2 separate regions of the Homo sapiens genome follow, and region 2 is linked to region 1. A link is a loop called in an ENCODE intact Hi-C map of the cell type or tissue named here. Cell type or tissue: IMR-90. All regions are shown on one strand. Each heading gives the region's core, and the rest is flanking DNA. Links, peaks and the distances in the headings are about the cores only.

Region 1 (12,135 bases), core at 1,913-9,912:
CTGCTATGAACATTAGCCTTTTTGTGGACATGTGCTTTCATTTCTTTTATAGATATACTTAGGAATGGAATTTATAGATCCTAATGAATATGTTTGAATTTATGAGACACTAGTTGACTGTTTGCTAAAATGGCTATACCATTTCACCAGGAATGAATGAGAAGAAACTTCTAGTTGCTGCATATCCTTACCAAACTTAACATCATCAGATTTTACATGCATTTGTCATTCACATATCCTCGGTAAAATATCTGTTCAAATTATTTGTTCATTTTTCGACAGGGTTCTTTGTCTTCTTATTATTGAATTGTGAGAGTTCTTTATATATTCTGGTTCATATCCTTTGCCAAGTATGTATATGTTTTGCAAGTATATTTACCAGTCTGTGGCTAACCTTTTTATTTTTTTTTAAATGGTGAAGCATGTTCATTTTGAGAAATTTCATTAAGCTTCAACTTACAATTTGTTTACTTTTACTTACGTATATACAGTAAACTTGAACAACATGGGTTTGAACTGTGTTGTCCAATTATATGTGGATTTTCTTCTGCCTCTGCCACATCAGACAAGATCAACTACTCCTCTCTTCCTCCTCCTCTTCGGCCAACTCAGTGTGAAGACAATGAGGATGAACACCTTTATGATGACCCACTTCCACTTAATGAACAGTAAATATATTTTCTCTTCCTTATGATTTTCTTAATGTCATTTTCTTTTAACTAACTTTCCTGTAAGAATACAGTATATGGCTGGGTGTGGTGGCTCACACCTGTAATCCAAGCACTTTGGGAGGCCGAGGCGGGCGGATCACAAGGTCAGGAGATCGAGACCATCCTGGCTAACACCCAGTGAAACCCCATCTCTACTAAGAATACAAAAAAACTAGCTGGGCGTGGTGGTGGGCACCTGTAGTCCCAGCTACTCAGGAGGCTGAGGCAGGAGAATGGCGTGAACCAGGGAGGCGGAGCTTGCAGTGAGCCGAGATCACACCACTGCACTCCAGCCTGGGCGACAGAGCAAGACTCCGTCTCAGAAAAAAAAAAGAATACAGTATATAATACATATAACCCACAAGATGTGTATAAATCGACGGTTTATGTTATCAGTAACACTATCAGTAATTAAGTTTTGGGGAAACCAAAAAAGTTATATGCAGATCAACTACACAGGAGGTCACTTCCCCTAGCCCCAACATGGTTCAAAGATCAACTGTACTTGAATAAATTTATTGAAAAACAAAACAAAACAAAAAAAACTGCTCTTTAAAGGTGACAAAATCATCATCAACTAGTAAATAGCCTAAGGGTGATACAATTTGGCCTACACATACTAAAAACTGGAAAATAAGTCTTTACACTACCAGTCATGAGCCATTCATTGTGTTGGGTCCCTACCAGAGGCACAGACATAAAGTCTAAAATTAGCAAGGAAGAGTAACTGTTGAAGGCCTCCCTCTTCCAATTTGACCTCTGAATTATAAACATTCCAGATTAGGATATATGGCACTTTTGTTAATTATAGAGCAAATTTTAAATGGAAACTTTAGGTTGATGGGGAAAGCAAAGAAATTCAACTTAAGTATAATTACATGAAAAACTAACTCGTGTAATGATTTTCAATAAGCACCTGATTGTCAAATACATATGCTAAAACAAACAATAAGACTCTAAATATCTTTTCGCTGACTGAATAAATAGCTTTATATAAGTATTATTTATTAGTCTTTAATTATTCCAAAATTATCACTCCTAACTTTAAGAAGCAAAAATCAGCCAGGCATGGTGGCTCATGCCTGTAATCCCAGAACTCTGGGAGGCTGAGGGGGATGGATCACTTGAGCTCAGGAGTTCAAGACCAGCCTCTACAAACCCATTCTCTACGAAAAAAATTAAAATAAAAAATACAAAAAATTAGCTGGGCATGGTGGCGCACACCTGTAGTACCAGTTACTTGGAAGGTTGAGGTGGGAGAATCACTTGAACCTTGAGGGAGGAGACTGCAGTGAGCCAAGATCTTGCCACTGTACTCCAGCCTGGGCGAGAGTCAGACCGTGTATCAAAAAATAAACAGGCTGGGTGCAGTGGCTCATGCCTGTAATCCCAGCACTTTGTGGGGCTGTGGCGGATGGATCATCTGAGGTCAAGAGTTCAAGGCCAGCCTGGTCAACATGGTGAAACAACGTCTCTACTAAAAATACAAAAAATTAGCCAGGCATGGTGGCTAAGACAGGAGAATTGCTTGAACCTGGGAGGCAGGTTGCAGTGAGCCGAGATCACGCCACTGCACTCCAGCCTGGGCAACAGAGTGAGACTTCCTCTCAAAAAAATAAATAAAAATAAATAAATAAATAATACATATAGTCACTGGATGTGGCTGAAAGTCTTAAGTTTTGGGAACTTATAGAATATATTATTACTTCTGTAGTAGACACTTCCTGGAGTAGCTGGAAAGCTTATAATCCTTCCCTTTTCTGTGTCATGATCAATGGCCTTGAAAAGATCAAAAGATAAAAAAGAGGGAGATTCTCAGAATAGCTACTTGAATGAACCTCTCACAACAGGGTCACAGCCTAAAAAAATTCCTGTCCCATGTGTATGTTCACCAGAATTCTGCTAACAAATCAAAATACAAAGCCTCTTAGTAATTGAGTGGATAAGATGACCCACATCACAGACCAACTCATACTCCTCCAGCCAGCCTGGTCCTTGCTCAATAGGTTCATGAAAACCACCAGGTGGAAGGAGAAGCAGTTATGCAAGGGCAAATCTGCACGAACTCATTAAGACTGATGTCACTGTCACTACTGTTGAGAACACATTTGCCTGAGTCCCCCAAAGAGAGACTACTTCTTAGCAGGTAAATTATAACAAACCCTTTGCATTACAGAAATGGTGATGGCTGCTTTTCACTATAAGAAACACCAATTCTGAATTTGTCTCTGCCAGCACCACCATTCAAGATTAAGTGAATGCTTCATATAAATCACACTCACAGGGCCTCTGATCCAGGAACTCACTTCAAATGGTGATGGGCAGATGCCCAGGGACCTCACTAGTCTTATCAAATAGACTCTTATTCAGACACAGCTGTCCTCACAGAGGAGTAATGGCATTTTGAAGCTTGACATGCAAGTTGTTGCGCCACCTGAAACCTTCTGATATTGGGGTGCTGTCCTATAGTACATAAAATAAGCTCTGAACCACCCACTAATATATGATGTCTCCCATCCTCCCATCTCCGGAACACACTGGATGTGGGAACGTGGTGATGGTGGAGGTGGTATATTTCATCTGCTTTCAAAGTTCTGCTTCTTGTCTCAAGAACTCTGGAATCTGTTGATCTAGAAATTTTATTTAGTACCCAAGAATGAAATACTTATACCAAGAAACAAAATAACTGTTTCACTCAATTGAAAGCAGAGTTTTATTTCCTCATAACAATAAAAAAACAAGCAAAAATGGAGGCTATAGAATTGACAGAGGTGACTGCTCCTGACCATCAAGGAGAAGACAGGTTGCTACTGCACACCTGGGGCTAGGAAGATCATGAGAAAAGAACTTGGGGGAATCTCATATTCTCTGGCAGTGCCGTACACAGTGTTAATGTGAGTGAAAGATTATCACAATTCTATACAGTTGGAACTACCAAACCTCAGACCCTTTTGGGAATGAAGGACTGAGTTAGCTTCCTAGAAACAGAACCCTGATAAGCCAGGACACTAGCAGAAGGTAACAGAAATATGTAATCTGAAGTGAAACAGGTTAGGGCTTTGTGCTCAGATGTAAAACTAAGGACTGTGGCCACCATTTATTTCCTTAATAGTCACTGGTGTGTGATAAGTACCCTTCTCTTTCCCTTTAAATACATTTTCTCTTTATTTCCTCTTCCTTTCCCTCAAGCATGCAGATGGCAAGTTGGCAGGAGTTAAATTTAGGTTGTAAAATATCAAGAAAGAATCACAATGGAACCAGGAGGCAGCATGATATCACTCAGAGTCAGTAGCCCTATGGCACTGCCTCTGGATATGGTACTTCAACTTGCTTTTTGCTTTTCTCCCACTGGAAAAACTGCATCAATACATGGGATAGCAGGGTTATCTCTACTAGTGGGGAGGAAAGCAAAGGGAAAGAGACAGGAAAAGCAGTGGTTAAGCTACCAAAGAGTGAGATGTTCTAGACACCTAGGAGGGCTGCCCAGCTTTTGACTTCCCCTTCTTTGGGAATGACCCCCAGCACCGAGGTATATTCCTAGCGCGCTATACATCATAAGTCTGCATACCCTGGCTCTAGTACAGACAGACACCTGATCTGAACGAGGTTAATTTAATCCTTTCATTTTTTGTTTTTTTTTTTGAGACAGAGTCTCGCTCTGTTGCCCAGGCTGGAGTGCAGTGGCGTGATCTCCGCTCACTGCAAGCTCTGCCTCCCAGGTTCATGCCATTCTCCCGCCTCAGCCTCCCTAGTAGCTAGGACTACAGGCACCTGCCACCACGCCTGGCTAATTTTTTTGTATTTTTAGTAGATACGGAGTTTCACTGTGTTAGCCAGGATGGTCTCGATCTCCTGACCTTGTGATCCACCCGCCTCGGCCTCCCAAAGTGCTGGGATTACAGGCGTGAGCCACCGTGCCCGGCCAATTTAATCCTTTCTTGATGGAATATATAAATTGAAGATGCAAGGCAGAGAGAGACTAAATCTTTACAGCAAAGTCACCTTAATAGCAGGAGTCTAGGAAGAAGGTATAAAAATTCCTGCTAGGGGCCGGGCACAGTGACTTATGCCTGTAATCCTAGCACTTTGGGAAGCCGAGGCGGGCGGATCACGAGGTCAGGAGATGGAGACCATCCTGGCTAACATGGTGAAACCTCAGCTCTACTAAAAATACAAAAAATTGGCCAGGTGTGGTGGCACGGGCCTGTAGTCCCAGCTACTCGGGAGGCTGAGGCAGGAGAATCGCTTGAACTCGGGAGGTGGAGGTTGCAGTGAGCCAAGATTGTGCCACTGCACTCCGGCCTGGGCAAAAGAGCGAGAATCCGTCTCAAAAATAATAATAATAATAATAATAATAATAAAAATAATAAATAAATAAAATAAAATAAAATAAAAATTCCTGCTAGGCTGGGCGCAGTGGCTCACACGTGTAAACCCAGCACTTTGGGAAGCCAAGGCAGTCAAGATCGCTTGAGTCCAGGAGTTCAAGACCAGCCTGAGCAACATATCAAAAAACCCCACATCTACCAAAAAAAAAAAAAAAAAAAACATTAGCCAGGCATGGTGGCATGTGCCTGAAGTCCCAGCTACTCAGGGGCTTAAGGAGGGAGGACCACTTACTTGAGCCTGGAAGGTAAAGGCTGTAGTGAGTCATAATCATGCCACTGTACTCCAGCCTAGATGAAAGAGTGAGACCCTGTCTCAAAAGTAAATAAATAAATAAATAAATAAAATTCCTGCTAATGAGATCCTCAAAGCAACTCTGATATCTTCTGTTCAAGACCCACTTGTTCAATCCATCATTCCATTCCCAGTATGAGTCCCATTAATTCCTTTTCCCCTCCTCAAGCTAGTAAGTGTCAACTGACTGCAACCAAAAAAATGCTACTATAACTTTTTATAGGAAGTAAATGAAAGGTGTGGAGGTTCTCATTTTAAGGTCAATTTATCATAATCATGCATTTTCCTTGCTTCCTCTTATCCAACTCAGAAAATAAATTCCTAAAGGGTAATTTTGCCTTCCAAAGTGTGACATGAGAACCCTCATGCCTAACATGCTTTTTCATATCCTCCTATTTCACAAGAAAGCATATTTACTTCAGTGTGTAAGTTTGTTCATTTTAGCAGCAGTTCCCTGTTAAGACGTTAGTATGAGGCATCAGCAGTTCTTTGCATCTCGTGATGCCATACCAATGCCAATAAAGCAGACTAAATGATTACTGATCAACAATACTTAATAGTATATAGAAAAAAAAAGATACTTAGTAGTTCATCAAAGAATGTCAAGCCCAGCCTGTCTCTGCTCTCCAAGTGCCTGGCTTCGCCTGTCACTTAAATCCTAGATCACCAATACGGACTTGTGATAGAAGATGTTTTTGCAGTTTCGCCCCAATCTTTAATTCTGGATCAAGTCATCACTAACATTACCCAGCCTTCATACTGCAGATTAGATAGTTAGGATTTCTAGCTCGTTATGATGCCTACCCTGTTCTACTCCTTCCCCTTCTGCTGTCCTTTTCCTGTTTATAGCTCAGCTATTATAACTAAGCTTCTGCTTAGACACTTTTGGAGGTCCCTAGTCTGATCCCTTCCTGGCTTTTCTCTTCCTAGGACTGAGCAGTCTACTTTAAATTCCCAATCCCAAGGACTGATAGCTAGAGTCCAGTACCCACAGACAGAATTATCTGGTGGCCACTCATACATATATAAGCATGTATGTTTGCATTCATTTCGTCATTTACACACACACACCCTCCTATTTCAGATTCCATATGCTTCTTCCCCTTGAATTCCCATTAATAGGTTGACTGAATTATTCTCTGGCTGTTTACCCCTGGCACGGCCTACCAAAAAGAACTTTTCCTCAGCGCCTGTAGTTAGTTAAGGTTAGATTGACCTTAACATGCAGCACTATACCTTAAATGTGGACTGATTCTAGTCTGTCCTGCATAATAGTTACCTCTGCCCTACTCTACAACTTGGCCATGTGCTCCCATATCACAAATACAACAAAGCTCTATCAAATTTTGAGATATGGAAAAGGTAAGCAAGCTCACAGAATTTTAAAACAGAAAATATACAAAAGAAAAAAGTTATTTTCTAAATGGCATAAGCTGGAAACTTGGCAGTATAGTACAATTAAAACAATAACATAATATAGGAAAGAATCCCACACATTTACACGCCCAAATTTATTTTTCAATCACCAGATAAATTTTAAAATAGGAGAAATGACAATGACTACATTACATTTTGTAAATATGTTCTAGATTATAGCATATTGAAAAGGCCATCTGATTCCCAAGAGTTCTAGAAGCAATTTCTTAATGCAAAACTTAAGGTATATCAGAGCAATGAAAGAGTATATATATCTAGTCACATAAATCAGTGCCTCTTCTGAACAATGCTGAATTCTTCTCTATGAAACTTATTCAATTTCTAATTCTCTTTAGTGCCAAAAAATGGGACTCCTATCACTTTCTCCAAAATCTACTTTTGTTATTAATATTACACCTTCATTAAAGTTGTTTCCTCTGCTTTCTCTACAACCTTGATTCCTAGCTAAAGATCAAGCCACAGATGGGATCACCGCCAAAAAAACTACCAAGTAGTCGAAAACTCAAGGACAAAAGTAAATATATTTACCTCAGGCCCCTTATAAGCCAACAGAACTGCAGTAAGAACAAGTGCAGTAGATAATAAAGAATTCTAAATACTGTGGCTAAGGTGGGAAGCCAATGACATCTCAAAAATAGATGCTGTTCGCGTATGTTTATTGCAGCACTATTCACAATAGCAAAGACTTGGAACCAACCCAAATGTCCACTGATGATAGACTGGATAAAGAAAATGTGGCACATATACACCATGGAATACTATGCAGCCATAAAAAAGAATGAGTTCATGTGCTTTGCAGGGACATGGATGAAGCTGGAAAACATCACTCTCAGCAAACTAACACAGGAACAGAAAACCAAACACCACATGTTCTCATTCATAAGTGGGAGTTGAACAATGAGAACACATGGACACAGAGAGGGGAACATCACACATTGGGAGCTATCGGGGGTTGGGGGGCAAGGGGAGGGAGAGCATTAGGACAAATCCCTAATGCATGAGGGGTTTAAAACCTAGATGATGGGTTAATAGGTGCAGCAAACCACCATGGCACATGTATACCTATGTAACAAACCTGCATGTTGTGCACACATATCCCAGAACTTAAAGTTTAATAAAAAAAAAAAAAGGTTACATTATTTAATATAGGCTAAACTAGTATATGAACTCTTTGAAAGAAGTAATAGCATCTCATCATCTTAATAATTTTAGGCGGGCAAGGTGGCTCACACCTGTAATCTCAGCACTTTGGGAGGCCAAGGCGGGTGGATCATGATGTTAGGAGATCGAGACCATCCTGATTAACACGGTGAAACCCCGTCTCTATTAAAATACAAAAACTTAGCCTGGCATGGTGGCATGCGCCTGTAGTCCCAGCTACTTGGGAGGCTGAGGCAGGAGAATCGTTTGAACCCAGGAGGCGGAGGCTGCAGTGAGCGGAGATAGCATCACTGCACTCCAGCCTGGGCAACAGAGGGAGACTCCAACTCAAAAAAGAAAAATAGTTTCAGCACACAAAGTAGACACTGAATAAACACACTGAATGAAAAAGTAAATCAAGAGTTGAGATGGTTAGTAAAGTGTCAAATGTACTCAGCTTATACTGCAATACAATCACTGCAGAATGTCAATTACTAGGGAGGGCCTTACCCTAAGGAGACAAAGTGTAATGTAAGTGCTGAGAAACTCACTTTTTCCAAAAACTACTCCCTATTCATTAATAAACACAATGCAAAATGCATCTCACATTGGAGATTAATTTCATGTACTCTTTCCCTCTTGCCAGGCAATTATTTACCTCTATTCTAATTTTATATTCCTATGACCCTTTCCTCACAGGATGCTTAATATTTATCTTTTAAAAGTCCATTTTATTACTTGTTTATTTGAATAGGAATTCTCTGTATTTCGGGCATCCGGGAATGAGTTACTGGTCAACATGTTTATCTTCTATTTTCTTCGTTTGTTTTTATCATATTTTTTCCATCAACATGAACATACAAAAATCTTCAAAACTGCTGTTCACAGACATGCTTTCCTTTGTAACAGAAGTCACAGTGGGTTGAACTCTCATGAAGAAAACAGATTATCTGATGCCAGAGCAGTCTTTACTAATTTAATTACTTTACCATCTTTAAAAATTTTAAATAAAAATACAATTTGTATTGATCCTTTAAATGATAACAGATGATGTAATATAAAAAATCTAACTTAAAGCCTGTGCACAATACTTACTTCTGCTACTTAGAAGTATGATATATATCTATATCTCAACAACATGCCACACATGCTATATAGTAAAATCACTTCTAAACTTTAACAAAACTCAAAAAAGCACACAGATGTGAACGTAAGCCATGCCCGATGTTAAATAACAAAACCAAAGTAACAATTAGATACTGCAATGCAACCAGTTTTCTTCCATTAAAATAGTGCTTGCCAAACAAAATCTTCATTGGACTGGAATGATGCTTTGCCAGATGACATCAGGATAGGCAAAGCCACTATTAAACCCTGTGCTAAAGTGGGTGTCAATAAGCAGGGTAGGAAGAAGAAAGGCTGGAATATGAGGAGACTTTTAAACATCTATCAACATTGGCAAGCCACAGTCAAAAAGTAGTTCATTTTTGATGAAAGTTTTAGTCAGGCTGAGAAAATTGAAAGTGCAAGAAAATCCACAGAGAAAGAAAAATCAGCCTTCTAAGAAAGACACAATACTCTTTTCCAAGCTATGAATAGAGATGACAAGTACTATTACCTCAGAAAAGCAATGCAGTACAACTTTTCCCTGCCCTGCTCCAACCACACAAATACCTATCAGTGGTAGTAGTGGCCTTAATGCATTTTCAGCAGCTGCCATGTCTTGACAGGCTTCCTCACATCCTCCTGAAAGTAAAAACACCTATGCCAACCCATGTGGTGGTTATGCAACCTAAGACAAGCTGGGAATCACTGAACTTATTTACTCTGGTGACTCAGATATAAATCTAGGTCTCTGCGGAAAAAGAGGTGGAGAACATAAAAGAATGTATGACACCATTTTTCATTAATATTTATTGTATAACTGAAGCAAACTCAAAAGATTTTCTGCTCTCTATAGGTCTGACAAAGAAATTAGCTTTCAGAAATGCTTCAGGTTTGACCAGGTACAATGTACCATCTGCTATACTGAATGACCTGAGGCAAAAACAACACCCCTTTATACAGAACTTTTATTTTCTCTGTCTTTTTCTTGCTTTCCTCTCATCATGTTGCCATTCACCAACATCTTACTTTCCCTTCTTCTTCCAGCTTATTCTTTAAAGCCTGCCACTGACAGCTACCACTCAGCAATGCTGAACTCCACAACATCAAGAAATTTTTTTCGATGCTATTCCACTCAGAAATAATTTAAACATTGCAACTTCAAAAAATAAAACAGCAAAATAAATACTCATCTTGACCAAAAAAAAAAAAATTTCTGGATTTAGCAAATTAAGTGAAATATATAAATTACATCTGTCATTAATGTAGCAGATCAAACTTAAAAAGCATACATGGTAGATTGGTGCAGCCATTATGGAAAATAGTATGGAGGGTCCTAAAGAAATTAAAACTAGGATTACCTGTAACCCAACAACCTTTCTTCTGGGTGTATACACAAAGGAAATGAAATCACCACCTCTAATAGATGCATTCCTCATGTTCACTGCAGCATTATTCATTATGGCCAAAGTATGGAAACAACCTTGGTATCCCTCAACTATCAAATGGATTAAGAAACTATGGTGTATAATAAAAAATGGAATATTATTCAGCCTTAAAAAAAAAAGAAGGGGATCTTGTCATTTGCCACAACATGAGTTGACCCGAAGGATATTACACTATGTGAAATAAGCCAGACACCAAAAGAAAAATATTGCATGATCTCACTTATTATCTGGTATCAAAAAAAAAAAAGGTCAAATATTCACAGAGACAGAGAATAAAACTAGTTATGAGGGTCACGGTTGCGCAGAGGAAATGGGAGAGGTGTCTCAAAAGATACAAAATAGTATATATGCAGGATGAACAAATCTAAAGATCTCATTAACTGACAATGTATTGTATTCAGGATTTTTGCTAAATGAGCAGGTCATAGCTGCTTTTGACACAGGGGAAAAATGGGTAATTATGTGAGATGATAGATATGTTCATTTGTTTCACCATTGTAAACATTTTACTACTTATGTTATCTCATAACATCATGTGAATATCTTAAATATACACAATAAAATGTATTTTTTTAAAAAAAGAATACATGCTAGGGAAGTCATACTTAGTACAATTTTTATGATGACCTAGTTGTAAAATGCTTCAGGAGCAAGAGTAAGATTCTCATATTATAAGTATTTTTTTTCCTAAGTATCTTACATTATCCCTAATCCTTTTCTTCTTTACTTAAATATTATATTTGGGCTAATATTTTTCCCCAAGAAACCTGTTCTGATTCACTGAGAGTGAAATCTATCAATTTTATATGTCCTATAATTTTGATATAAATAAATTTCACAATTCCCACCAAAGAAATTTGATCAATCCCCCTGATATGCAGATCAAAGATCATATCTTAGGGTTCTCTTAATCAGTTCAATCGAAAATAATCTTTCTACTCATTAAGTGTCCATAGCACTTCTGCACCTCTCAGACTCATCAAATACCATTCAATTATGTATCTACCTATCTTATCTCCACTATGTTATAAAGTTATTGAGGGCAGAACTACCCATGTGTAAAGCGTCCATGCATAGTACCCGTGATACCCAGCACAATCACAATAAAATATGTTATCATCTTTAGGAAAAAAAGCTTACAGAATTATTATTATATAGCATAACATCACTTGAGAGTCTATTTACATAGGATCATTATTTTGGGAAATAAGAACTAGGTTCTCAGGTAGCAAGTTTAATCCCTGATACTTGATCTAATTTAGTCCCTACTCATTACACAAATAAATCAAGCTAAATAAAATTATTAAGCAATCAATACACAATGATTGTTCTACAAATAACTGATATAGAGTTTATTTTTATTTCATACTTATTTACTCAACTATGGCATTTATCATCTAAATCACCTAATACTGTGTTTTAATGGGCAATGCCATGGGGAAAGAACTTGGACTGTAGGGTCAAAGAGACACAAAAAGACTCCAGGCTTTAATCAAAGAAATCTGACTATAAATTTATCTATAAATTTATAGGGATTTCTAGGGTGAACAGAAAAAAGAAACATAATAAAACACATATTATCATTCTTTCATTTTTAGTAAACAGTCTTAGAGTTC
Region 2 (12,135 bases), core at 1,889-9,888, 150 kb before region 1:
AACTATGATTTATTAATTCTCTTTGAGGGAAAAGTAAACAATTTTAGACCATTAAAATGAAAAGAAATAGGTCATCTTTATTATAAAACAAATTAGAGATAAATGGCAGAAACTTGCTTCTCCCATTTTTTCCCCATTATTAATTCTTTCCTTACAATTATTAGAACTAAATGCATGATCGTAAAAGTACTTTAATTTAAAGATTCCCATATTTATAAAAAGGGTAACAATTTCAAGAATAAAAAGACAAATTCTAAACAGATTGTCATTATCTCTCCAGGGACACATTACAAATGTAATGAAGAAAATATTCTCTCTCGAAATAAACTACATGAGTATAGGAAACTGTTTTCCTCCTAAATGTGCTGGATATTCAGGCAACTACAAAGATATTTCAAATATTCTCTTAGGGAAAGGAACTATTTTTGTTTCTACTCTTAGCAAAGGAAATCACAACTCAATTCTTATTTATTTATTTATTTATTTATTTATTTATTTATTTTTTGAGACGGAGTCTTGCTCTGTCGCCCAGGCTGGAGTGCAGTGGCGCGATCTCGGCTCACTGCAAGCTCTGCCTCCCGGGTTCACGCCATTCTCCTGCCTCAGCCTCCCGAGTAGCTGGGACTACAGGCGCCTGCCACTGCGCCCGGCTAATTTTTTTTGTATTTTTTAGAAGAGACGGGGTTTCACCATGGTCTCGAACTCCCGACCTCGTGATCCGCCCGTCTCGGCCTCCCAAAGTGCTGGGATTACAGGCGTGAGCCACCGCGCCGGGCCTGTTTCCCTATTTAAATAATAAACCCTTCTCTTTCTTTGCTTTCACAAACTTCTTGAAATAATATTCATCCCCTACATGATTTTCATTCATAAAATAAATCAAAAAAGGGAATTTCAAAACTTACTTCTCATTTCTGGTTCATAACTCAGTGAACTTGGTTTGTGGACCCTATATTGTTTTAGCAGTTTTTTGTCCCAGGCACCACAATTTAAAGGACTTGCCAAACGTAAAAACTCCCTAAGAAAGAGACAAAGCAAAGTTATTCCTTGATTGAGATTATTATATAATTCATTAACCAAATATTCAGAAAAAGAATTTAATAAATTCCAACAGACTAATTACAATAAAAAAATGCAAAGTATAATAAAACAATATAGTGTTAGTTTTACATTTAATCACCATATAGCTATATATCTGACACATATTTTTTAGAATGTTTTTTAGACAGTTATTCCTTCGTTGAGAATATTATAATTCATAAACCAAACATTTTCAAAAAAGGAATTTAATAAATTCCAACAGACTAATTACAATACAAAAAATGCAAGTATAGTAAAACATACACAGTGTTAGTTTTACATCTAATCACCATATAGCTATATATCTGCTATACATTTTTATAAATTCATTTTTTAGAAGTTAATAATATTTAAGAAGAACCCCAACTCAAATATTTCTAAAACCAAACTCATCACCTTATATCCAAACCCAGGGCATTTCTTATGTTCTGCATCTCACTGAAATGTGTTTTTGTTCCTTCTTTAACTTTCCATATTCAGAAAATCAGAAAATCCTGCTATTTCTACTCATAAAAATATGGAATCTGCTCTTTTCTCTCATTCTTGCTGCTATCACCCAGACCATATTATTTTACTATTCCTAAAACAGAGTCTTAATTACCTCCTGTGACACCAATATTGCCCCAACTCAATCCATTCCTCACTATAGTCAGTATCTCACAGAACTTAAATCTACACAGTGTCACTCTATTGCTTAAGACTCTTCCATGGCTGTCCATTTCTGTAGTTGAAAACACAAAACAGCTAGCATTCAGTACCATACATGAGATGATTTCTACTGTACTCTCCAGCTTCACTGCTCCCATCTTTCCCGCAATCATAAATTCTACTTAAGACATACATAAAACTTCTGACTGCCTAAGAATGCTGTACTCCTTCTCTACCCTGGACCACCATATTTGTTTTTCTTGTTGGGGAAAAAAATCTTGCCCTTACTTTTTCACCTGATTAACTCTCTTCCATACTTTAGAGTTTTTTATTTATCATCATTTTTTTGTGTGTGTGAGACAGCCTCTTGCTCTGTCACTCAGACTGGAGTGCAGTGGTGTGATCATAGCTCACTGCAATCTCAAACTCTTGGGCCCAAGAGATCCTTCGGCCTCAGTCTCCCAAATAACAAGGACTACAGGCACACGCCACCATGCTAGTTAATACATATATATATATATTTTTTTTTTTTTTGTAGAAACAGGGTCTCACTATGTTATTCAGGCTTATTTCAAACTGCTGACCTCAAGTAATCCTCCTGCGTTGGCCTCCCAAAGTGTTGGGATTACAGGCATGAGCCACACTGCCTGGCCTCATACTTTATTTCATTAACTGTCATTTCCTCCAGGAAGCCTGCTTTGAGTCACACTTCCAAAAGTCTCTGCCCCTATATAAACTCTGTAACACTGCTATTACGAACTTAATAAACAATATTTTCATTTCCTGCTTATCTGCATGTATTCTTTACTAGACGATACATTTTTTAAGAGCATAAACCCTCCATAACCTGTCATTTATAACATCATGTTAAAAAAAAAAGTAGAATACTCCAAATTTTCAACTCCCTACAGCAGGAAACAAAAAAGGCTTACAAGTTAGGTTTGCCAGTTTTTCATGTAGAACGTTAGACACAATTAGTTTATAATCTATGGCTTTTAAGTAGCAAAGTACTTGTACCATCATTTGACTTCTTTTTTCTGAGAACTCACTAATTGTGAAAACTGACCATACCCAATGGTTGATTTTCATTGCTTATTCTATTTATCTAACTATGCAATGTAAGTTATCTGGTAAAATAGTAGCATTAGGTATGGGACAATGTCTCTCTCTCTCTCTGTGTGTTTCTCTACTTTTAAAGTAGCAGATTACCAAAAAGGATCAGGGGAAAATCTCAATGCTATTTTCAAAACTTTAGGACGGTGAGTACAACTACAAGATAATGGATGAAGTGAGTAGGTCCATCTCACTCATCTTGGCATTATAAAGGCCGTGAACACAGCCTGATACAACACCATTTAACAAATGTTTACTGCATAAAAGTTTCTTAATCCACAATCAGTTTGGAGTCAGTTTTAAAAACTTACAAATAAATTTCAACCATTTTTAAGAAAGCTCCTAAAAGTTTTATAAAAGAGGAGTACTCTAATAATAAGTTATGTAACAGCAGTGTTATAGAGTTTATATAGGGGCAGCCTACCCAGACTTTTGGAAGGGTGGCTCAAAGCAGGAGGCTTCCTGGAGGAAATGACAGATATATATGAATCATTCAAGAAATACACATATGTAAGTATATATTTCTTGAATGATTCACAAACTCTGATACATCCATACTGTGGAACATTATTCATAATAAAAAGAAAAAACTACTGATACATGTAACAACTTGTGTGCAGCTCAAGAGCAATATGATTAGTGAAGAGACAATCTGAAAAGATCACATACTGTATAACTTCATTTATGTAACATTCTCAAAATCAGTGGTACCCAACCTTTTTGGCATCAGGGAGCGGTTTTGTGGAAGACAATTTTTTCACAGATGGATTGTGGAGGATGGTTTCAGAATGAAACTGTTCCACCTCAGATCATCAGGTATTAGATTATTTAGATTCTCATAAGGAGTGCCCAACCTAGATCCCTTGCATGCACAGTTCACAATAGGGTTCACGCTCCTATGAGTATCTAATGCTACTGCTGATTTGACAGGAGGCAGAGCACAGGCGGAAATGCTGGCTCACCCACAGCTTACCTCCTGCTGTGCGGCCCAGTTCCTAACAGGACATGGACCAGTACTGGTCCATGGCTCGGGGGTTTGAGACCCCTGCTCATAACGACAAAACTATGGAGATGGAGAACAGATCAGTGATTTCCATGGGCTAAGGGCTAACGATGTTGGGGTTAGGGGAGTGGGTATGACAATAAAGGTAGCACTAGAGAAATCTTTGTGACATCGTAATTGTGTGGTGATTACATGAATCTACACATGATACAATAACAGATAATTGTATGTGCACATGAATACATCATACCAATATCAATTTCTTGGTTTGGATACTGTAGTATAGTTATGTAAGGTGTAACTACTGGAGGAAAATGGGCAAAGAGCACAGGAAAACTCTTGGATCTATATTCACAACTTATGGTGAATCTATTATTTCAAAATTAAAAGGTTAAAAAGTATTTCTTTAAAAACTTCTTACATATGAAAAGTTATTAAATATAAAGTAAACGCATGACTTCATTTTTAAAGGAAAGTGAGAGCTTGCTAGATTCAAATGAAAGAAATAACTGATGGACAGAAACACTAAATGATTACTAATAACTAGATTTATTTGTTTCTAAGTGCCATATTTTGAGTATTTTGTCCATTTTTGTTATATTTTGCCCATAGATAACTGAATATATGTCCATTAAGGCAGGAATTCTGGAATCATAAGGACTCTAGAAACTGACATTACTAATTGTGGACTATTTGAGTATGAAAGAGAACTTACCTCAACACCATGGGTTCCAGAGCCTGAGAGGCTAATCGTTCAAACATCCGCTGCAGGGGCGGGTGCAGTGAGTGGTCCTCATCAGCCAATGCAGCACTGCACCTCTGCAGCAGTCGTGCATGAAGACCAGCTTCACACATGACTTGCTGGTTCCTTTCTGTGTGCACCAGGGATTGTAAAATATTTGCCACGGCAAGTTGAAGATCCAAAGCATGCTAAAATCAACAAAGAAATCCACACAGTCAGGTCATTCTTAGTGAGAAAGATGACAATTCTTTTCACATGAAGCATACCTTTTTAATTTTTTTTTTTTTTGAGACGGAGTTTCGCTCTTGTTGTCCAGGCTGGAGTGCAATGGTGTGATCTCGCCTCATTGCAACCTCTGCCTTGCAGGTTCAAGTGATTCTCCTGCCACAGCCTCCCAAGTAACTGGGATAACAGGCGCCCACCACCACGCCCAGTTAACTTTTGTATTTTTAGTAGAGACAGGGTTTCACCATGTTGGCTAGGCTGGTCTCAAACTCCTGACCTCAGGTGATCCACCTGCCTCAGCCTCCCAAGTGTTAGGATTACAGGCGTGAGCCACCGCACCCGGCAGAAGCATACTTTTTTTTTTTTTTTGAGACAGAGTCTTGCTCTGTCACCCAGGTTGGAGTGCAATTGTGTGATCTCGGCTCTCGGCTCACTGCAACCTCCGCCTCCTGGGTTCAAGCAATTCTCCTGCCTCAGTCCGCCGAGTAGCTCGGACTACAGGTGCCTGCCACCATGCCAGGCTAATTTTTTGCATTTTTTGTATTTTTAGTAGAGGCAGAGTTTCACTGTGTTAGCCAGGATGGTCTTGATCTCCTGACCTCGTGATACACCCGCCTCAGCCTCCCAAAGTGCTGGGATTACAGGCGTGAGCCACCGCGCCTGGCCAGAAGCATACCTTTTAATATGAAGTCTCTATATGCTTCCAAATACATTCAGATAAGTAACTTGCTTAGAGCAATATAGCAATTCCAGAACAGGTTAGGCAAACATGTCCTATTTTAATTTGCTAGAAGTACAGGCAGCTGGACTCTATTCTCTTCCAAGCCTTTTGTATTACATGACTATATGACTAAAAGTAGTTCTATTTTTATAGAAATAGCAGGGATAAAATCTTCTTAATGGTGGGCAGATAACTAGTTTAAAGGCAAGCCTATTGTTTACATCTGTGACACTTTAGGCCTTAGAGGCTATATAACATTTTAATAAAAATCATCACCCAAACTCCAATTCGCTCAAACTCTTGAGTGCAACAAGTCAAAACAGACAAATAGCCTCAATGTAGTATCTTCAGTCATTTTTCCTTCTGTATTATTCGTTAGCAATGTCCACTGCTGAGCAGGATTTATAAGGAGAAACAGAATTATTCTAGCACCAGAAGAAGCCACCTTGGTTGTCTTTGTAATGAATGAATTAGATTCTAAAACATACATATCTACCATTTATCATGAAAGGTAACACTCAAATAAAAAAATCCTTTTTTTTCCCCTTCAGCTACTTTAGTATGTAATATTAACTTTCTTCCTCAACCCCCTAGCTCATATAATCATACTCACATCCTTTCATTCATTTCATTACAGACGGGAAGGAACTAACATATTCAAGCTTACTTCTGGCTGTGTCACTGACCCAACAGAGGCCAGTAGGTCCAGCATGGCAAGCATGGCTCCAGGATGAATGATGACTGCATCAGAACTCTGCAGAGATGAAGTTGTCACATGTAGTTTCAGGTCGGCAACATTTTTAGGAGGGTAAACAGGGGGAGTTGAAACAGAATGATATGCATGCCTATAAAAAAAGAAAGAGTAAATTTGGTATTGAATTCCAATCACATTCTCTTCCTCTTCAGTTACTTTCATCCACTGATAACCAAAAAGCCTTGTTAGAAAACACCTTAAGGTTGGGATAGAAAAAAAGGAATATATTATCAACTCGAGTTGATATGTGTGTGTGTCCGCATGTGTGTGGGTGGGTGTGTGCAGACCATGTAACTATCCATTATTCATAGCCTTTATATGATTTTTACTTTTACTGATTTACTATATGGATTGTTTGATTAAAAAATGACACCTGTACCACAAGATGTAAAGAACAAGTACAATCACAGTGATTCAAAGCTCTAGAAGATGACAGTTCCAATAATACGTGATGAGAGATCAAATTAAATTAATTCCCTCAGTGAGATTTTATCTTTTGAAATTACCTATATGTGTTTTAACCTTTCCTTAGTGCATGAGTAACACAATCAACAACTAACTGGGTCAGCTGAGTCAGGGTTGTCTCAGAGTCTAAGCTATCCAAGAATAAATATATTTGGCATTGTGGGAGTTTTCCTTTAGCTTATTTGGAACTACTTTCATCTTCTGCATCTATCCTCATTATCACTGAAAATATTCATTGCAACTTTTAAAAACTTGAAAGCAATTTACAGAAAAAGTTTCTATGAATTAGAAAGCCCAGCCATGTCCTGAATGTACACATTTCTTCTCATCAATGATCTCTACTTTCTATTTCATACTACTCATCTACAATTCATGAATTTTGCACATTTTGCATCTTGGCACTAAGAAACAGATGCTTGTGGCTTCAGCCTATGGGAACTCTTTGTTCCAATGAGTTGGTCTCAGCATAATTTGCCTAATGCTGAGCTCTGTCACAGAGAGCAATGCAGTTTTAGCTCTCTGGGACAAGAGCAGCTTGGGAAACAGATGCTTTACGTCACTGATTTAGTAGCAAAGAATTGGCACTGCCGTGGTTTAAAAAAAATACCGTTCTCTTTTTAACAGGGATTCTAGGAAAATGTTCCGCTTTACTTATAAAAAGGCACACAGGCTCTCCTAGTTTATTTAAAAGGCAGCATGTCCTTTACCCATTCATGTTTTCACTCCCTGTATTCTGCCATTTTTCATTCAAAAAGATTTAATTTCTAAACTTACTAAGAAAAATATTCAAAATGTGTATTACCAACAGTTATCCTCCTCCTATATTGCTCCCTTTATTCTTTTAAATATTTTGATCCATCTAGAAAAAAGATTCATAATTTATCTAGCATGTATCAGAAATAACCACTGAATTCCAAAATTTCATTAAACATGTTTTCATTGCATATACACACATACGCATAGATTCTAATTGTCTTATTTTAGTTATAGGCCTTCCAAAATCATTTCTAAATTGACAGATTTGATGAGATTTGGATTTAAATTACTGATACACTCAGGAAGAAATCTTTACATCTTTGGACACTGAACTCTTTACTAACACAGGTTGAGTACCCCTAATCCAAAAATCTGAAATCTGAAATGCTCCAAAATCCAAAACTTTTTAAGCACCCACATGACGCCATAAGTAGAAAATTTCACATCTGACCTTATATGATGGATCAGAGTCAAAACACAGTCAAAACTTTGTTTCATGTACAAAATTATTAAAAATATTACATAAAATTATCTTCTGGCTACTTGTATAAGATGTATATGCAACATAAGTAAATTATGTGTCTGGACTTGGGTCCCATACTCAAGATATCTCATTATATATATTGCAAATATTACAAAATCCAAAAAAGTGGAAATTAAAACAATTCTGGTCCCAAGTATTTTGGATAAGAAATACTCAACCTGTATATAATTATTACAGTAGTACATTTTTTATCTTATATAAGAAAGCAATATTCTGAAAAAGGAATTACATTCATTGTTTTCAAACCAGAAAAATATTGCAAACATTGCTGATATCTAAAACACGGTATTTATTAACTAAAATTAGGTGTATTACAACAGGCATTATACAAAATTAATTCTGATTAAATCACCTAGGTATCACCACAGGTATCACCTTTTAAATTTTGGAATTATGGTAAGCTTATTAAATGGCTAATTCCCAAGCAAGAACTAACCATTTGCAAAGATAGGATAAAATTACATTTCATAATTTGGTTGCTATTTAATATTTTGACCTAAATTCTCATATATATTTAAGATTCATCTACCTCTTTTGGGAATACATAATATTTAAATTCTGAATCTGCTTTGCTTAACTTATCATCAGGTATGTAGAGGCACTAAGTAATGGATCCCATGTTTGAAGAATAACAAGTACTTGCCACCTTTTGTTCCATTGCAGTTATATTCTGTAGAGTTCTGATTATTATTTTGTATTCACTTCTTCTAACTCTGATTGAACACTGTTCAGCTATAATTCTGTTCTATTATTCCTTCTGAATAATCAACAATGAAAAAGGTTTTGAGTTTTAGTTTTCCAAATATAAAGTCAGCTAGTTCATTTTCCCCCAATCCTTAAAATAATTAGAGAAGAATCTCCTGGATACTACATGTCAGACAAGTATCACAACCTCAAAACGTCCTTAGCATCTGAGAGTGTTCCACAAGCCATAAAAACACAGTCAAATTTTGGTTTCTCCTTTTGCCAACAAAACAGTATGTTTTGCTACAAGAAAAAGATGTCTATAAGCTGATGTAATTTGTTGAGAGGTTCTAGAAACAGTGTGACTTAAATTCTAATTTCAAGTCACTAGACTTGAATTTGTGAAGTAAAAAACATAATATTCTTTACTAGCTTATGATTCTTACCATTGAGCAAAATGTATGCAAGCTGAATAGAATGGCAACCTGAAAATGTCAACAATCATCTTAGTATTAGCATGAACAGTATCAGGGACTTTCTGTCCTTGGGGTAATGTCAACTTGTAAGACTCATGGAGAATTCACACGGATTAGGGCTCAATCAACTAGCTATACTGATTTAGTGACAGTTTTCCCTTAAGTCAAAGACCTGGTTATCTCTACATGGAGCTACACTGTAAATGATGACAATATGTTTTTGATTTAAGGCCATAAGTAACTCTTTAAGAATAAAAAGAGAATGCTGTTTTCCCTTTGTCAAATTACCATTTCAATAAATAGAAAGTTCTGATGTATTTTTGGAAATGGAGTCTCGCTCTGTAGTCTAGGCTGGAGTGCAGTGCGGTGATCTCGGCTCACTGCAACCTCCGCCTCCTTCGTTCATGCAGTTCTCCTGACTCAGCTCCTGAGTAGCTGGGATTACAGGTGCACGCTGCCATGCCCGGCCAATTTTTTTTTTTGTATTTTAGTAGAGATGGGGTTTCACCGTGTTGCCAGGCTGGTCTTAAACTCCTGACCTCAGGCAATCCACCCGCCTTGGCCTCCCAAAGTGCTAGGATTACAGGTGCGAGCCACCGCACCTGGCCCTGATGTATTTTTTTAAGTATCCTTTTAATCTGTGTATTTTTATTTTGTGGCATTTGGTTAATACTTAAAAAGGACTAAATGTTTTTAAACAGCAAATTTTAAGGCTTTACTCATTTATGATATAATCACCATATTTTTAAATTGTGATTTTTAGTAATTTAAACTACTAATTGAAATTATTTCTCTAATATTCAACAATTCCTTGGGCTCATGAACAAACATAAATTTTCAAACACACACATTTTTTACCTCGACCATTTTAGCAACAGAAAAATACACGATATCAACTCAAATTTATCTAGTTTATCATTCCTTGAATTAGGAACAGCTTTTTTAAAAAAAGAAATTGCAGTTTTTAAGCACAAATATACTGAACAATCCTATATTCATTTAAGACTATTCTGAACCATGCCATAGTTTGTTGTGCAAAGTAAGCTATAAGTGTAAATTTAAGAGAAAAATGAAATTACATCTTTTCATATACCTAATATTACTATGCAAATATGTTGAAATACTGAATCCGTAACAAATACTTTTGATGTACTAACTCCAACTATCTTCAAGTTTCAAAATCTGAACAACAGTAATAAGATTAAAACAACAATATAGCAGAACCTTGGGATTCATTTTTTAAAAGCCTCAATGAAAGAATATTAATGTAAGAGTTAAGGACTTATTTTTGGTTATGAGGAAAACAGGAAAAGTAATGAAGTATTTGGGGCCAACTGCAGACCATGATCATTTTATGTGCAGGTTGCATCAATCAACTGTAGTTTTTAAAAAACTGAGTAGAATTTTTTTAAAGGTAGTTTTAAAAAGATCAACTAGATCAGCTTAGAGATTTACAGAGCACTGATCAAAGTAAGTATTGGGGTGGGTTTTTTACTAACTTTTTCAAAGCTTAGCTGTGAGCATTTTTCATAACAGCAACATACTTCAATTGGTTGAATCTGATGGAGAAAATACACAGTTCCTTTCAGTGCTATGAAATTCATTTTGGAATAACAGTAAAAACCAACAAATGATCCCAACGTTTAAAGTAAAAAATAAAAAAAAAATGAAAAATAAAAAAAGTGGAAAAGTATTCTACTTAGAGACATTAAGTCCACATTTCTAACTTATTTTTAATAAAAGACATGTTTTTTCTATAACAAAAATGTGTAGTTTAGTTATGAAAACAGTTGGATGACAAAATTATATATGTCCTTCATAGTTTCATAGCATCAACACATTTTACTCTCATGAAAAACTGATATCTTTAAAATCTAAAAACACCCCCCAAAACCCCAAAAGTAAAAACAAAACAAAACAAAACAAAAAAAAACTGAAATCACAAAACACAATCAACATGTTAACATAAATAAGCACAGAAAAAAAGGAACCCCACACAAATAGAGACTGACTTCTCTTATATGATCAGTACCTTTTCCTGGACAAAGCTGGTGTACCCCAAGGAGAGGGGAGAGAAGACTCACTTGTCAGGCAAGGAGGGATCTGTTCTGCACGACTACAGACAACAAAACAGACAGGGTGGTTTAGAGAGGTTAGAAGAAGAGAACACCAGGTTGGCAGTTGGTTAGTTTCACAAGAAATGCCAGTAAAAGTTTAATAAGGAACATCTTCCATATTCAGCAGGAACAAGGAACAAGACTACAACACAAGCACTGAATGAAACAGAAAAGCATGCTCACGGCAGATGCTTATTCCATTCATGTTAACATTTAACACATCTGTTAAACAGGGTGCTCTAAGCCCTATTTTTGACAGTGACTAAAAATGATGTATTCTAACTAGGATAAGTAGAAATCAAGGGAAAAGAGGTTGAATCTGAATACACAAATTTATATAGCTCATTCCTAGAACACTACACTGTCCTGTGTTTTCGATAAATTAACTATACATATGCATTTTACTTCAAGATAGGGAAAAGCAGAAGTTTAATGATTTTTTTTTTTACAATTGTTGTCAAAGCTGTTTGGATTTTTAAATGTAAATACTGAGGACTAAGAAATCTTGTTAAGAAGCAGGAAATATCTCAGTTGATACTTCAAAGCAGATATTCCACAGAAAAGGACACAAAACCTATTACAAGCTCTATCCAATGTAGTTACATGGTCTATTGATGAGGGCAGTTCATTTATTTTATGTAGTAAAACTATGGTAAGTTAAAAGCAATAACACTTGGGGCATAAATTAGAAGTATTATTTTCAAAGTGACATCTTCATTGAAAACACAGTTGAAGCACTGAAAATAAGTGATCTAGATGAAGTGGCTCTCCTACAATCTGCCTGAGAACCCTGGATTCCCCCACTGTAGA

What was found. Peaks named below come from ENCODE experiments on the same cell type or tissue, not always from the same donor. Only the 100,000 strongest peaks of a DNase experiment are listed, where the experiment ranks them.
Region 2: it touches region 1 in a loop (2.0-fold over the local background); 1 of 110 quality-filtered maps calls a loop at or near these places.

Annotation. Positions count from the first base shown.
Region 1 is chr4:84,942,473-84,954,607 of GRCh38, forward strand. All of the region lies in intron 1 of WDFY3 (WD repeat and FYVE domain containing 3), which reads right to left. Among named protein-coding and RNA genes, the nearest start is that of WDFY3-AS2, 17 kb to the right of the region's middle. In IMR-90, for the core only: no CTCF peak of the experiment used is centred there; a DNase peak (open chromatin) is centred at 9,739.
Region 2 is chr4:84,797,094-84,809,228 of GRCh38, forward strand. It overlaps WDFY3 (WD repeat and FYVE domain containing 3), which reads right to left. Exons shown (of 68, transcript NM_014991.6): 15 at 11,241-11,324; 16 at 6,197-6,374; 17 at 4,557-4,771; 18 at 903-1,015. It overlaps WDFY3-AS1 (WDFY3 antisense RNA 1), which reads left to right. Exons shown (of 3, transcript NR_046707.1): 2 at 6,167-6,316. Among named protein-coding and RNA genes, the nearest start is that of WDFY3-AS1, 6.5 kb to the left of the region's middle. In IMR-90, for the core only: no CTCF peak of the experiment used is centred there; DNase peaks (open chromatin) are centred at 6,868 and 7,248.